Regions from separate parts of the Homo sapiens genome. Here region 1 is linked to region 2. The links are chromatin contacts, found by Hi-C or POLR2A ChIA-PET in ENCODE. All regions are on one chromosome and are shown on one strand. The core of a region is the stretch at or near the end of the contact, and the rest is flanking DNA. Distances in the headings are between cores, read along the strand shown.

Region 1 (3,263 bases), core at 150-2,649, 310 kb after region 2:
AGACTCCCGAGTAGCTGCGATTACAGGAGCCCACCACCGCGCCCGGCTAATTTTTGTATTTTTAGTAGAGACGGGGTTTCACCCACCATGTTGGCCAGGCTGGTATCGAACTCTTAACCTCAAGTGATCCACCCGCCTCGGCCTCCCAAAGTGCTGGTATTACAGGCATGAGCCACCGCGCCCGGCCAGTATTTGTTCTTTTCTTCATTTTTCACGTCAGGAGACTGCGTTTCAGAATAGTAAAAACAAATGCCTAGGAAAAGGCCTGCGGTCTCTCCATTTCCACAGTAGCGTGTTCCCCAAAGACCAAACCCTCAGGGGAAACGTCTAGAATGAGTAACAACTTAAGGCTGCAACCTTAAACTTTCCCAGGACTCAGTTTCCCCAGCTGTGAAATGGCTGCTGTCGGGCTGTCATCTCCAGGCCCGGGGCGCTGACATTTGGGCCACTCTCGGTCTCCCTCTTCATTCTGGGCGCGCATTAGCTCTGGTCCGGCCGGTTCCGCTGCAGCTGAACAGCAAGATGCGGCACCCAGGTTACCCTGATCATCGCAGATTTCTCCCCGGGGCTCTGTTCTGAGGCCTCAAAAGTGCTCCTTGTAGATGGGACCAGGGGTCATTTGGGCAGTAGCAGCGCCTGGTCTCAGTCTGGTACTGAAGTCAGGAATGGCTTAAGGTGAAATCGTGGTCCTCTGGTGAAGCTCAGCGAAGACCCCCTCGCCTTGTTTATGACAAGAGAACTTCTGGGGGCGGGAGGAAGAGTCCCTGTTACGATGCTGATCATCATTGAGCTTTTGCTGAGCAGAAAACTCTTTAGTACTCAAGGTCGAGAGTCTCTGGTGGTCTGCCTGGCACCAGGCACCTTCCTACAACCCTAGTTTTCCAAAAGGACAAAGCCTGGGGCAGGCGACGTCCTAGCTCGCATTTGAACAGGGCCGCGGGCCAGCAGAGATGCGCGATGCCCAACTCTTTCCAAGAGCACCTCGCGTCCCGAACCGGTGCCTTCAACTCGGAGAAGTCAAGAGACCCGCAAGAAACTTGCACGACTGCACCCGCCGCCGCGCTCTGGGGGCTGGGCAGGGGCAGCTGGGCTGGCTCCCGGGGAACGCGACCCCCCCGCGCCCCGCAGACCGGCTGTCTCCCATGGACCCCTCGGCACCTGCAGCCTCCGAGGAAGGGTCAGCGCGCGTGTCCGCACGCCCGCCCCCACCGCGCGCCCAGAGCCGGGGGTCGCCGTGCGCCCTTCGCCACCTCCCCAGGAGGGCGTCCGGGGCGTCCCCTCTGGGGGCGCAGGAGGCCCGGGGGCGCTGCCCGGTGGCCGCGGCGCCCGGAGGCCGCACTGCCGGCGGCGGCGGCGGCGCGGCTCCCCCTGCTCTGTGCAGCTGCCGCCCGGCGCTTGCGCACTGGGCCAGGCGCGCGGCGGCCCCGGGCTTTGTGTGTGTGTGTATGTGTGTGTGTGTGTGTGTGTGTGTGTGAGTGTGTGCGTGTGAGAGTGCGAGTGTCTGTGCGCGAGTGAGTGAGCGGCGGGCGGGCGCGAGTGTGGCCGCCGCGGAGCGCGAGCAGGACCCGGCGGGCGCGCTCCCCAGCCTCCGTCTCCCCGCCGGAACCATGTCGGGCAGGTCGGTTCGAGCCGAGACGAGGAGCCGGGCCAAAGATGATATCAAGAGGGTCATGGCGGCGATCGAGAAAGTGCGCAAATGGTAAGCGGAGGCGCCCGCCGCCAGCCGCCTCCCCGGCCGCCCCGAGCCCGAGCGCGGCTCCAGAGAGCCGCGGGGCGCAGCGCCCCGGCCGCCTGCCCCGGCCCAGCCCCGCCGCGGGCCCCGGGACTTGGCGAGGGCGGGCGGACGGGCGGGCGGCGCGCGAGCCGGGTCACCTGCGCCAGGCTGGGGCCGCGGCCGCTGCCCAGGTGCGCTCGCGCCTGTAGCCCACCTGGCGCGGCGGCCCGGAGGCGGCGGGCGCCGGGGCCAGGCGGTTGGAGCGGCGGGGCGGCCCCCGCCGCGGCGCTCGGCTCCCGGGAGGGGGGCTCGGGGCCGGCCCCAGAAGCCATTTCGTTTTGTGCAAGTCACATGAAAGCGGCTTCCCGCGCGCCGGGGCCGCGATGCCGGCGGCGGCGGGGAGAGCGCGAGCTCCATTGTGCAGGCTCCGAGCGGGCCGCCGCCGCCGTCTCCTCCCCGCGCACCCCGGCCCGCGCCCCGCCGCCCTCCGCCAGCCCCGGCCCGCCCGGCCGCCCGCTCCCGCCTCCCGGGCCCGGCGCCCTCGAGTCTGCGGAGTTTGCAGAGCGCGAGCCGTTTAAATTTAGCGCTTTGGGCTGCCTGGAGCGAGGGCTCTCGGCGACCAGGAAAGATGGGGGCGAGCGCTGGGAGCCAGCGGCCAGGGGCGCGGGGCGCCCACGTCCCACCCCGCTCTGCGCGGCGCCCCGGGCGGGGGGCTCGGGCCAGCCGATGTTTTTGGCCAGAAGCCGTTCGTCCTGGGCCGCGGCTGCCTCTCCACACCGGGAGCTCGTGTTTGTTTTGCGGAGGGAGCTGTTGTTTTTGTTCTCTGCACCGGGGAGAGGGGGACTTGGTGGCGGCCGCGCGTGGTTTTCGGGATCACATTAGCGTCCGCCCGGCGTGGCCCGGTCGACATTAAGGGGATCGAACCTTTCCGCGGCCTCGTCGGGGTCTGCTCGGAATCGGCCCCTGGGCCAGGCCCGAGGCGCAAGCAGATCGCCAGGTTGGGTCAGAGTTGTTGAAAACTCCCCGCTGCCTGATTTCAACTTTATTATTTTTTTCCCACGCCTTCACTGGGGTCCCGGAGGGAGAGGAGCCGCCGCAACGCTGGCTCTGAGTGTCAGCGCCCGCGGGCTCGTCTCGACCCTTTATTTCGAGCCTGGAAGCTGGGCAGGCCCTGTGGCAGGGGATGTTTACGTTTGGGGGTGTCGTTTCTCGAGTAGCGCCTCGGTCTCTAAAAGCCACTGGGGGCGAGCCTCCGGTGTGGCGGTGTCACAAGTTAGCTGTCCTTTCTGAGTCAAACCCAACAAAAAAGGCAAGAGGAAAATCAATAAAGTCCACGTGCTCCCCGGCCTCCTATGGAAAGGGCTGGCTGCGATGGCCGGATGCCCGGCCGTGGGCTGGGTTTGGCTCCAGTGGGACAAAGAATTTTCAGAACCGTGAGAAGGGGAGGCTTTCCAAAGTTGAGATCCAAGTCGTCGGTGTCTCGGGAGCTCCCCTGGTACACAGGGTGCCCGGTGCCCGACTGGAGCCATTTAAAAATGGCAGAAACAGC
Region 2 (3,426 bases), core at 23-2,522:
CTCCCAGGCCCAAGGAATTCTTGGACCTCAGCCTCCGGAGTAGCTGGGACCACAGGCGCGTGCCACCACACCCAGCTAATCTGTAAATTTTTTGTAGAAACAAGGTCTCCTTATGTTGCCCCCGTTGGTGAGAATACATTTCTATTGTTTAAACTACCCAGGTTGTGGTTATGGCAGCTTTAGCAACGAACACAGGGGGCCGGGCACGGTGGCTCATGCCTGTAATCCTAGCACTTTGGGAGGCCAAGTCGGGCGGATTACTTAAGGTCAGGAGTTCGAGAGCAGCCTGGCCAACACTGCAAAACCCCGCCTCTACTAAAAATACAAAAATTAGCTGGATGTGGTATAACCTGGCTACTCCAGAGGCTGAGGTATGAGACGCACTTGATTCCGGGAGGCGGAAGTTGCAGTGAGCTGAGATCACACCACTGCACTCCAGCCTAGGCGACAGAAAAAAAAAAAAACACCCATAAAAATAGAAGAAAAAAGAAAGATAAAAAAGTAAAGTAACACAGGTGTCATTTGAAACTGAGGCCTGAATGATGAAAAAAAGGCACATCGTATGAAGATTTAGAGGGAAGAAAGTTCCATGCAAGGTCAGGAAGAGAAAAAGCAATGGCTGGAGGGTACGAGTCCAGGGCGGTGAGATAGAAGGGACTGGAAAGCTAGGCAGGGGCAGTTCTTGCAGGACTTGGCAGAGGAGGGGACAGAACTGGATTTAATCAGCTTGGAGGCGGTTGTCCCTTGAGCGACAGAAACAGCTGTTAAGAACGTCACCCAGAGCGTTAGAGGGCAGGAATCTAGGATGTATTAGCTGCAGCACATAATAATGACAACGTGAAATGACCGTGCCCTCTCTGCGCTGCGCCGCCCGGCCCCCGACCTTTTTGGATGGTCGATGTCAGCGCCAGCCTTCCGGGGCGCTGGCCTGGGCTCAAGTCAGGCAATGACCAGGGGCCGGTGAGCTTTCATTTCACCTCCCCCAAATCTCCTTTCCCCAAACTCTAGACACCCCCAAAACACACAATCTAAGTCAAATAATCTCTGCAAATGCAACCTGCAGACAAGTCCCCCAACTCTTCCTGGAAGAGACAGATTCTGGAGGCGCAGAGGCACTGCCAAGGGGGCCGCAACAGACCCCGAAAGACCTTGCGAGCCTGCCATGTCCCGGTCCGGAACGCCGCACGCGGGGCGGGGCGGGGCACATGCGCACGCGCGGCCCCGCCTCCCAGGCGTGGGGCGGGGCGGGCGCCGGGGCGGGGCCGTGACGTCAGTTGCGCGCGTGGCTCTGGCTGCGCAGGAACAGCTGGTGCCTCCGAGGGCGGTCGGCGAGCGCGCGGGCGTGGGGCGCTGGGGGGCCGGTCGGGCAGCGCTGCGGGAGCAGCCGCCGGCACCGCCGCCTTGCACCATCGCATCATGTCCGGGCAGCTGGAGCGTTGCGAGCGCGAATGGCACGAGCTGGAGGGAGAATTTCAAGAACTGCAGGTAGGGCCAGGCCACCTGGTCCCGCAACTCTGCTGCCCGCGGTGCAGCGCCTTGCCCTTCCTGAGCCCCCCGGCCCGGGCGGTGGGGACAGTCAGGGCCTAGGGAGTGCCCCGGAGAGGCCCTGGGGGCGGACGGGAGGCATGGACCAGCCCCCTCCCATCACCCGGCGCTTCAGCTCTTCGTCCACGTGGGGCGCCGGGTCGCAGCCCCCTCTTCCGCCGCCCTCCCACTGGCTCTCTGCTCCACGCACCCCCTTCGCTGCAGAAAGTTGGTCTGTGGCCTCTGAGGCAAGTTCCAGGCGTGTTCATCTGTGGGGGTGGTTCAAAGAGAACAGCCCAGCCCCCACCTCTGCAGGGTCTCCCCAGATCTCACCCCGCCCCCTCCCATCTGCTTTTGGTAGCTCAGCTCCCACCCCGTGCTCTGGCGGGGCAGCACTATCCTGCAGCTCTGTTTTGGGAGGTGTACTTAAGAGCTGTTCACCTTGAACCTCTAGGTTGTGCTTGGGGATTAGGGACCCCTATTTCCTGTCTTTGGGGGCTCTGACGCTGCTGCAGGCTGATTTTGGCGTGGAGAGCATCTGTCAGTTCGGACAGCTGAGTAGCCTCACCCAGTGATAGGGGAAACTCCCAGCTCTATCCTTCTGGCCCGGAGCCTTACACGGGGTGGAGTGAGGGCGGGTGTAAGGCGGGGGTCCCCTGAGAGAATGGCATTGCTGCTGGGTGTGGGGAGCGGTCCTGGCAGCAGTTGTTCCTGCTAAGAGGTTCAGAGAGGCCCCAGCTACCTACCGTGTTGACTAGAGACGCCTCAGGAAACCTTGGGGTTGACCAAGAGGGACTCGGTGACTATTTTTGAAGACAGGGCTGTTCCCTCTCCAGTCACGGGATTGTTTTTCGGGGGGTTGGCTTTGCCTGAAATTACATTGCACACTATCACCCCAGTCCTCTCATTTGGAGCAGTGACATTGTCCCTGTCCATGTACCTCTTGTCTGCAGTTCAGTTGGCCTCCTACAGTGTGCAGAGGGGAGAGGAGGTTGCCAAGGGTGTCTCTGATGGGTCTTTCTAGACACGTGGTTGTAGATTCTGATCAATAGACAGAGGGTTGCTGGAGAGCCGGGGCAGGAATGGGGGTGCCCTTTCAGGCATGAATAGAGGGGAAGGGACCTAGACACATCTCGACCTGTCCAGCATGTGTAGGTTGATGCCTTCTCTTCTAGGGCCTGGGTCCCATCCGGTTCTCAGGGGACTGTTTTGGCTCCACTCCCACGGAGAAGACTCAGCCACTTCTTGTTTTGTTTTGTTTTGTTTTGTTTTTGTGACAGAGTCTCACTGTCGCCCAGGCTGGAGTGCAGTGGCGTGATCTCGGCTTACTACAGCCTCCGCCTCCCGGGTTCGAGCCATTCTCTGCCTCAGCCTCCTGAGTAGCTGGAATTACGGGTGTGCGCCACCGTGCCCGGCTAATTTTTTTGTGTTTTAGTAGAGATAGGGTTTCACTATGTTGGCCAGGCTTCTGACCTCAGGTGATTCACCCACCTCGGCCTCCCAAAGTGCTGAGATTACAGGCATGAGCCACTGTGCCTGGCCCTCAGCCACTTCTTTTTTTTTTTTTTTTTTTTTTTGAGATAGAGTCTTGCTCTGTCACCAGACTTGAGTGCAGTGGCACGATCGTGGCTCACTGCAACCTCCGCCTCCCGGATTCAAGCGATTCTCCTGCCTCAGTCTCCCAAGTAGCAGAGATTATAGGTGCGCGCCACCATGCCCAGCTAATTTTTGTATTTTTAGTAGAGACAGGGTTTCACCATGTTGGCCAGGATGGTCTCAATCTCTTGACCTCGTGATCTGCCTGCCTCGGCCTCCCAAAGTGCTGGGATTACAGTAGTGAGCCACCGTGCCTGGTCCTCAGCCACTTCTTAATGCTTTGTCTTACTGGGCTCGGAGGTCATG

What was found. Hi-C counts contacts between places; a loop is a spot of excess contacts on that map. ChIA-PET counts read pairs that join two places held with the same protein, here RNA polymerase II (POLR2A). Pooled maps may share reads with other maps.
Region 1: a loop to region 2 is called in a pooled map, with 4 times the contacts of the local background. The contact joins the promoter of BCL7A here to the promoter of TMEM120B in region 2. A Hi-C loop is called at or near these places in 1 of 168 maps with a recorded cell type or tissue (dorsolateral prefrontal cortex), 2 of 37 single-sample maps with no recorded cell type and 8 of 50 pooled maps. POLR2A ChIA-PET finds 5 or more read pairs at or near these places in 2 of 52 experiments (MCF 10A and PC-9).

The regions. Positions count from the first base shown.
Region 1 is chr12:122,020,485-122,023,747 of GRCh38, forward strand. BCL7A (BAF chromatin remodeling complex subunit BCL7A) reads left to right here and starts at 1,400. Exons shown (of 6, transcript NM_001024808.3): 1 at 1,400-1,699. The coding sequence starts at 1,608. RefSeq lists silencers at 1,279-1,358, 1,489-1,808, 1,959-2,118 and an enhancer at 1,953-2,768.
Region 2 is chr12:121,711,480-121,714,905 of GRCh38, forward strand. TMEM120B (transmembrane protein 120B) reads left to right here and starts at 1,273. Exons shown (of 12, transcript NM_001080825.2): 1 at 1,273-1,485. The coding sequence starts at 1,417. RefSeq lists silencers at 1,115-1,374, 1,385-1,434, 1,615-1,744.